2 separate regions of the Mus musculus genome follow, and region 2 is linked to region 1. Evidence: chromatin contacts called from ENCODE POLR2A ChIA-PET data. All regions are on one chromosome and are shown on one strand. Each heading gives the region's core, a stretch centred on a gene start or an enhancer-like site at or near the end of the contact. The rest is flanking DNA. Distances are from core to core; before and after follow the strand shown. Region 1 holds the start of Psmb6 (proteasome (prosome, macropain) subunit, beta type 6). Region 2 holds the start of Spag7 (sperm associated antigen 7).

Region 1 (4,068 bases), core at 464-2,963:
AAAGAGAAACTTAAAAAAAAAAAGGTGTTTGGAGTGGGGACTAGGGATGGCTTGGGTGGTAAAGGGCCTGCTAAGGCAAGTATGAAGACCTGATTTCAAATCCCCAGCACTTATGTAAAAGCTGGGCATGTGTATCTGTAACCCCAGCTCTGGGAGTAGGGTGCAGGGTGTATAATTGCTAGAGCTCATTGGATAGGCAGCCTAGCTAAAAGTGAGCTCTATCTTCAGTGAGACTGTCTCATGAGGAAGACAACCCTGGCACACCTCTGGCCTCCACACACATGTACCCATAAGGATACATGCATACAGGACGGACAGACAGACAGACAAACAAAATGGCCGAAGGGGTGGAGCATCAGAGGTGTGACTCCAGTACTCTGGTGAGGAGGGCCTGACCTGCCCTCCTTCTTGAGGGTCCCAGCCTGCAATGATGATTCCTGCCATCAGATCTTCTCTGTACCGGTAACACATCTCCTTAAAGAGACTGGCGGCTGTGTGGACTAGTGGAGGCTCGTTCAGTTCAATACTAGAAGGTGGGGTTGGAAGATCACAAACAAAGCAATATCAGGATCTGGAGTCAGGCCTTTTAGTGCCTTATGTTCCAGAGCCTTCAGGGTCGTTGTTCCTCCCCTGCCCACAAGTACCTGTGGAAACCAAGCTGGTAAGTGACAGCGTCTGCCACTGCTTGGGTATCAGCGGCTGAGCCTGAGCGGCAGCAGAAGATGTGATCGTGGATAGGGGTCAGCTTGTCAGTCACTCGATTGGCGATGTAGGACCTGCAGGATGGCGGAAACAGTGAGAAGGAGCCCACTTGCCTCCCTCCTCCACCACATCACCGTCTACTCCCTGCAGCTCCAGGGATACAAATACTGCTACCACCTACTAGTCCTCATGGAAAATGAAGCCGGATGAATGGAGAACAGACCTTTACTGGTAGTTCACCAAAGGGTGAGGGGGCCTGGAAACCACAGAATTAGGAACAAGTCCTTATTATCTCCAGGTAGTGGAGAAACTTCTCTTGCCACAGTGGTCTGAGGAGGGTAAGGATGGGCTGACAGGCAGGAATGGTATATGTTTGGAGTAGGGGAAACGGGAAGACTTTCTGTTTTGAGCTCACCCAGTGGTTGTCCTGGAGTCCGCTCCTAGAACCACGCCCCCATTAAACTGCACAGCCATGATCGTGGTCTGGGAAGAATAGTGTAAAAAAGGTAACTCTTTTAGCCTTACCGCATTCTCGAGTATATACCGACCTCAATAATTCTTCACCCGGATTTTATAATGCAAAATTCGTGCTCCGCGAACCTATTATCAAATCTTAAGGGGGCTCAACACGTCAGAGAATATAAAAACTACAATCTCCAAACCCCAGGATTCAGACTCTTATGCTTCAGCCTACTGTTCACCTCTCATCACGAAAGGTATCACCCCACGCCAGCATTCAAGGAATCCCTCTCCCTCTCGCAGAACACAGCGCTCCCCCCCCCCCAACCCACTCAGTCAAACCCACTCGGGCTTCATGTTTTTCCTCCCGTCAGGCCTAGTACATGTCTTCCGAACTCTGGCTCTTTCCTCACCCCTGTGGAGACTTCCCGGTTTTCCCAGTCTGGGGTGAGAGCCTCCGGCCCAAAGGCCGGTGCAGACCCCGCTCGACGAACAGCTAAGGCGGCCGCCATCTTCCTCTGCTACTCTGCCACAAAGCAACCGTCGTAAAGCGCTCCGTCACTCTCTTTAGTCCGCCTCTGTGGCCTTCTGGGAGCGAAGCTGCTTGACGGCAGAAGGGAAAAGACAGAGGTAGGAACTCGTCGTTAGAGTCAGTGGGCACTTTACGGCAGTGTGTCAAATTACCAAAAAAAAAAAAAAAAAGAGGCGGGTCTAGGAAGGGGGGAAAAGGGCGGAGCCTCTTCTCAAAGATTTGCCTCACCAGAGGCTTGTGGCTCCCGGAGGCAAAGGATACTTGGAAATGAAGCCTAATTTACATTATAAGGTTTTAGGTGTGTGTGTGTGTGTGTGGGGGGGGTCGTTTGTTTGTTTTGGTAACTTGATTGTATAGTCTGAAGTATGTGGGTTTTGTAAATAACAACGTTGTGTCGCAATGTTAACAGGTTGGATACACTATAACCTGATTGGTGTCCTAGTTCAAAGAACCCACAAGATAAGAGTACAAACTGGAATGGTCAGGTCGTGTTTTCAATAGTCCGGGGTACCTACTTCCCGGGTCCCACAAGAACTTTTGAAGAAGCTACAATTGTTTTTTGGGAGCATCTATACCCCTTGACAATCACCCCTGCCATATCTGAGGGTTTCCACCGTTACACATTCTCACCTATGTATTATATTTTTAATACATTTTAAATCGTGCCATTCGAGCTGAGACGAAAAGATGGACCATCTAGAAACTGCCATATCCGGGGATCCATCCCATAATCCGCTTCCAAACGCTGACACCATTGCATACACTAGCAAGATTTTGCTAAAAGGACCCAGATATGGCTGTCTCTTGTGAAACTATGCCGGGGCCTGGCAAACACAGAAGTGGATGCTCACAGTCAGCTATTGGATGGATCACAGGGCCCCCAATGGAGGAGCTAGGGAAGGTACTCAAGGAGCTGAAGGGATCTGCAATCCTATAGGTAGAACAACAATATGAACTAACCAATACCCCCCCTGGAGCTCGTGTCTCTAGCTGCATATGAATCAGAAGATAGCCTAGTCGGCCATCAGTGGAAAGAGAGGCCCATTGGTCGTGCAAACTTTATATGCCTCAGTACAGGGGAACGCCAGGGCCAAGAAGTGGGAGTGGGTGGGTAGGGGAGTGGGTGGGGGAGCGTGTGTGGGACTTTTGGGATAGCACTGGAAATGTAATTGAAATAAATACCCAATAAAAAAATATGGAAAAAAAAAGAGTCATTACAATGAAGAAATCATTTCTTGTCTAATGAATTATGTAGGTTGGTTCTTTATATAAATACTTGGGCCAACTCAATTCTTGTATACTAAAATTCTTGATTTTATAATTAAATATGGTTTGTAGAATAAAAAAAAATCGTGCCATTCTAGTGCATGTGGACGTGAGTGTATGATTTTGATTTGTTTTCCCCGAATAATTAGTTAAGCATATTTCCATGGCTAGTGAGTTCTTTGTGTATCTTCTTTGCAGCAATGTCCATTCAAGATCTTTGTCAATTTTAAAAAAGAATTGCTTGAGTTTTTAATTATTGTATTGTGTTATTTTTATATTTAGGTAGAAACATCAGATATATGGATTTTTTAAAAAGCTGGGCGTGGTGGTGCACGCCTTTAATCCCAGCACTTGGGAGGCAGAGGCAGGCAGATTTCAGAGTTCGAGGCCAGCCTGGTCTACAGAGTGAGTTCCAGGACAGCCAGGGCTACACAGAAAAACCCTGTCTCCAAAAAAAAAAAAAAAAAAAAAAAAAAAAAGATTTATGTATTTTATGTATATACACTGCATCTGTGTTCAGACACACCAGAAGAGGGCACCAGATCTCATTACAGATGATTTCTGGAAATTTAACTCAGGACCTCTGGAAGAGCAGTTGTTGGCATCAGGACATTCCAAACCTATGAGGCAACAGCTCGACCTGCGACCTGTGACCTGCAGACCCGTTGCCAAGACAACTGCCACCATATTCCCAGAATCCATTTGGCTCACCTCCCACTTTTACTTGTGTTAAGTCATTTTCCATACAAATAAGGAGACCGTCCTGTCCTCATTTTTTTTTCTCCTCTTTCCCTCTCTTCTCTCTCTGCCAATACTTTTGTCTCTCTCTTCCCATAAAACCGCTTCCACATGGAATTGCTCTGGCCTAGTGTGCCATGGAGACGAGACCCGCCATTCTAACACATCAGCAGTCAGTGTTCTTAACTGCTGAGCCATCTCTCTAGCCCCGGCTATATGATTTGCAGATATTTTTCTCCCATTGGATTAGAGTGAAAAGTTTTCAGCTTTGGGCAAGTAAAGAGCTCGGCCAGTGAAGGGGCTTGTCCCTTAGGTGGAAGAGAAAGCCAACACCTGCCAGTTGTCTTCTGACCTTCAGACAGTCACCCTCC
Region 2 (4,068 bases), core at 1,015-3,514, 140 kb before region 1:
GAGGGATTTAAACCGCTTTGTGATATCCTTTCCTTATCCCCCACAGTGAGCTGCCCTTTGAACGAGGTCGCCTCGCTATCCCCCCTGCACCTTCCTGGGCAGAGTTCCTCTCTGCATCTACCAGTGGCAAGATGGAAAGTGATTTTGCCCTGCTGACTCTCTCAGATCACGAGCAGCGGGAGCTGTATGAGGCAGCACGAGTCATCCAGACAGCTTTCCGAAAGTACAAGGTTAGACCTAGGTTCTTGGGATGAATTGTCCTTGACAGGGAAGACTATGGGCTCCCATTGCTTTTGTGGAACAAGCACTCACTCAGAGGCCTTAAATAGGAATGAGAAAGAATGGGGGGCGGGGGACACAGTACTTGCCACCAAGCCTGACAACCTAATTCTGATCCCTGGAATTCATGGTGGAAGAAGAAACTGACTGCTTCAAATTGTCTTCTCGTGTCCACACACAGGCAGCCTATATACACACACACAAAATAAGTAAATGGTTTTTAAAAAGTTTTAAGGAGGAGACTCTGGGAGGAAGAGGTGGTCCAGAGTCTACTAGGTGGGCCTTGAGAGGCTCAGACGGGGCCTCATTCTCTTCCTTTAGGGTCGGAGGCTGAAGGAGCAGCAGGAGGTAGCCGCAGCGGTGATCCAACGTTGTTATCGGAAGTACAAGCAGGTTAGAGCATTTTCTCAAAAGTATACCAACACGCGTCCACCTAACCTATCTATCTCTGTGCTATGAGAGCCCTAACGTCCCCTCTCTTTCCACAAGCTGACCTGGATTGCACTTAAGGTATTAGGCATGAGATCTGGGTGTGAGTAGTCTGATTCAGCCGTGGGTGGGTCAGAGAACGGGCTCTACATCAGCCTAATTGAAGGGTGACCTTCAGAGGTTTGGATTTCTGTCTCTCCATTTCAGCTCCTGTCCCCCCTCTCCTTCCCTGCAGTTTGCACTCTATAAGAAAATGACTCAGGCGGCCATCCTGATTCAGAGCAAGTTCCGAAGCTACTATGAACAGAAGCGGTTTCAGCAGAGCCGCCGAGCAGCGGTGCTTATCCAGCAGCACTACCGCTCCTACCGCCGCAGGCCGGGGCCTCCTCACCGGCCCTCAGGCCCCCTTCCTGCTCGAAACAAGTAGGGACCACCCCTTCCTGCCCCTATACAGCCCTCAGTTTACCTCTTTGTTAATGCCCACTACCTCTATCGGCCCTCCAGCCTTTCCCTACAATGGTCTTAAAGTGGGGACTCTTCTTTCCCACCAGGGGCACCTTTCTCACCAAGAAGCAAGACCAGGCAGCCCGGAAAATAATGAGGTTCCTGCGGCGCTGCCGACACAGGTTCTAACCCCATCCTTACCTCTCTGCCCTGACACCTTTTCTGATCCATCAGTCTCCTCTGACTTGGCTCTGTCTCTCCGCAGAATGAGGGAACTGAAGCAGAACCAGGAGCTGGAGGGGCTGCCCCAGCCAGGACTGGCCACCTGACCTCTCCAACGCCTTTCTTCAAAACCCTGGGAGCCCCTTCTGGCTGTCTAAACAAGGAGAGGGCTTTCGGGACTAGGGGAGCCCCCTGTCGGCAGCTCTTCACCCCTTCACCTTTTTGGGAGCCCTTCGTAGAACCCCCGCCCCCAGGCCTTACACGTTTCCTCCCTTCTGGTTGTGCCTCCTCTTTTGGTCTCCGGCTCCAGAAGACCCACGCCCCACATATCTGCATCTTCAGCTGTGACCTCCGGAGCCCTGCCTGCACCTTCTCCATATCCCCGTTCCTGCCTGCACCTGACTCGGACCTTCCTGACTTGCCTTATTTATTTGTTCGAGAGTCTCTGATGAATGTATCCGCCTCGGTCCCCACCGCTGCCTTCGCTGCGCGCGCCCTCGTGTTTCAGGGGTGACTGCCCCCACCTTGACTCCGCATGTTTGCGTCTGTTTCCTCCTTTCCTGGCCCTGTCTTCCCCATCACCCTGACTCTCTGGTCGCCCACGTAGGGGCCAAAGAGGAGGGGGTGTACATAGGATCGCGAGGCGGAGTCCCGCTCCCGTGGGGAGGGGTGTGTACATAACTGTAACATACAGAGTATAGTGAAGAATCTATTTAAGGCGCTGCGCGGCCGGGCGTCTGATTCCCTGGCGCGGCGGGAGCCCCCGGCTGGCTCCACGAGCACTTTCTACTTGTGCATGGGCTTGGTTTATACGAATTGCCATTAAACGTCTCTGCACCAGCTAGCCTCCGGCCTCTCTCTGCTGGGGGCGGGGTAGGAAGGTCGCCACGCAAGTCGCCGGCCTCATCTCGCTGCCTTAAGCGGGGCGGAGCAGCGCGGTTTTTCGCTTCCGACGTGTTTCCGGCCTTAAAGGCATTTCGTCCTTCCCTTTAAGACGCACCGCCCCCTCTCACTCATTCCCAAGATGGCGGACCTACTGGGCTCCATCCTGAGCTCCATGGAGAAACCACCCAGCCTCGGTGACCAGGAGAGTCGGCGCAAGGCCCGAGGTGAGGATCCCAGATTCACAACCGCGTATCTTCGCCCGATTCTTGGGACCACACTCTTCCCTCTTTGAATAATGCCACCTCCTACCCTAACAGACCCCCCACAGGCCACTTCTGAGACCCTCAGAGTCCCTAAAAGGCCTGTCGGCCCGCCCGCTGTCTTTTGCAAACAATGATTGGCTACCTCAGCCTGCCTTCTACCTCCAGTCTCTTCTTCCTATCCTCGCCTTTTACAGTCCTTGTTTGCGATTGGTCAACGGGCCTGCCTGTCTGCTGTTGGTGAGCTCTGATTAGTAGGATGCCTTTCTTCCGATTGGAGGATGTCGTATCCATCGCCTCGGTCCCGCGAATCTCCAGTTCTATTACGATTGAGTTTAGGGCACGCCCATCCACCCGTCTGTTCCCCTCTATTGGCTAGCTCAGCCAAAAGCTCTACCTTTAAAGTGTTACCTTTTCTGACCGACCTCAGCCTCAGCTCCTCCCATTGGTTGGCTGGATCCTCCTATCTTTATGCCCCTTCTTGAGTTGACCCAGTCCCTCATACCTTCCACCGCCCTTTCCTAACTATAGCCTTAAATTCCTGTGCTGCCCAACTAGATCGTGATGTTGATTGGAGAGATGAGAATGCCCCGCAGGCTCCGATTCGCCATCTCTCCTTCCCAGCCCCCGCGCTGAGTAGCTAACCAGAAAGCTCGCTGGGGTTTGGCAGCCAGGGTAGGGTGCGGCCCGAAGTGGCCTGCCCTGTATTGGCTTGGAGCGCATGTGAAGGACTTTATAGAAAGGATAGCCTTAGGTGCATCCAGCTCCCAACCACGTGAGCCTTGGTCGTGGATAAGTCTCCTACCCGCACCTACTACCCATCTGCTCAAAGGAGGCAAGACAGGATGCTTTCAGAATGTTCAAAGACTGTTAAATATCTGTACTCCCTTATTTACAAAACTTGTGAAGCCAAAGATGCTCATCAAGGAGATTATAGACCATGTCTGGGACGTTTATTAATGATCATACGGAATTTTAATAACCAATTAATATACATGTGTAGGAAAGATTAATTGGGAGTCCCAGGCTTGTCTGAAATGAGCCGAGCAACAAAGAATAGGTAACTCAGTAAAGGGAGTGCAGTCTGTTCGAAAGCTATGGGAAAGCAGAGCTTAATAGGAAACAGGAGTTAGAGTTACTTAATGTTCAGCTGAGTAATAGGTGTGCTCCCATCAGCCGTCAGAATAGGAGGCTTTAGCCACTTGCCTCGGGTCTCAGGTTACTAAGCTGAATTTGGAACCCAGATGTGAGCTCGTAGCCTCAGTGTTCTTATGCTACCTCCCAAGATGCAGAAAACACTGGAAAAGCAATCAGAACACAATGAAAGGCCAAGATAGTGAAGTCAGACAGACGAGAGCTTCTAGTTTGTCAGGTCTTGGACTCTGACGTCTAACTGGACAGGTGAGCAGGGTCAACCCTCCAGCAGCTCATAGCCTGGTAAGGGAGACAGGGGGAAAAACAAAACAAAAAACCCCACGTCTTTAGCAGTGAATGTGCTTAGAGCGTAGAGGAAGTCTTGACTCACGGTGAGGATTCAGTGTTTGCTGTG

Evidence for each region. ChIA-PET counts read pairs that join two places held with the same protein, here RNA polymerase II (POLR2A).
Region 2: POLR2A ChIA-PET joins it to region 1 with 25 read pairs in embryonic stem cell. The contact joins the promoter of Spag7 here to the promoter of Psmb6 in region 1. POLR2A ChIA-PET finds 5 or more read pairs at or near these places in 4 of 5 experiments (Patski and embryonic stem cell).

Annotation. Positions count from the first base shown.
Region 1 is chr11:70,523,002-70,527,069 of GRCm38, reverse strand. Psmb6 (proteasome (prosome, macropain) subunit, beta type 6) reads right to left here and starts at 1,713. Exons shown (of 6, transcript NM_008946.4): 1 at 1,575-1,713; 2 at 1,118-1,185; 3 at 645-776; 4 at 397-526. The coding sequence starts at 1,673.
Region 2 is chr11:70,667,612-70,671,679 of GRCm38, reverse strand. Spag7 (sperm associated antigen 7) reads left to right here and starts at 2,264. Exons shown (of 7, transcript NM_172561.3): 1 at 2,264-2,483. The coding sequence starts at 2,399. It overlaps Camta2 (calmodulin binding transcription activator 2), which reads left to right. Exons shown (of 23, transcript NM_001190376.1): 18 at 47-230; 19 at 601-672; 20 at 769-789; 21 at 944-1,131; 22 at 1,260-1,334; 23 at 1,418-2,217. The coding sequence ends at 1,481.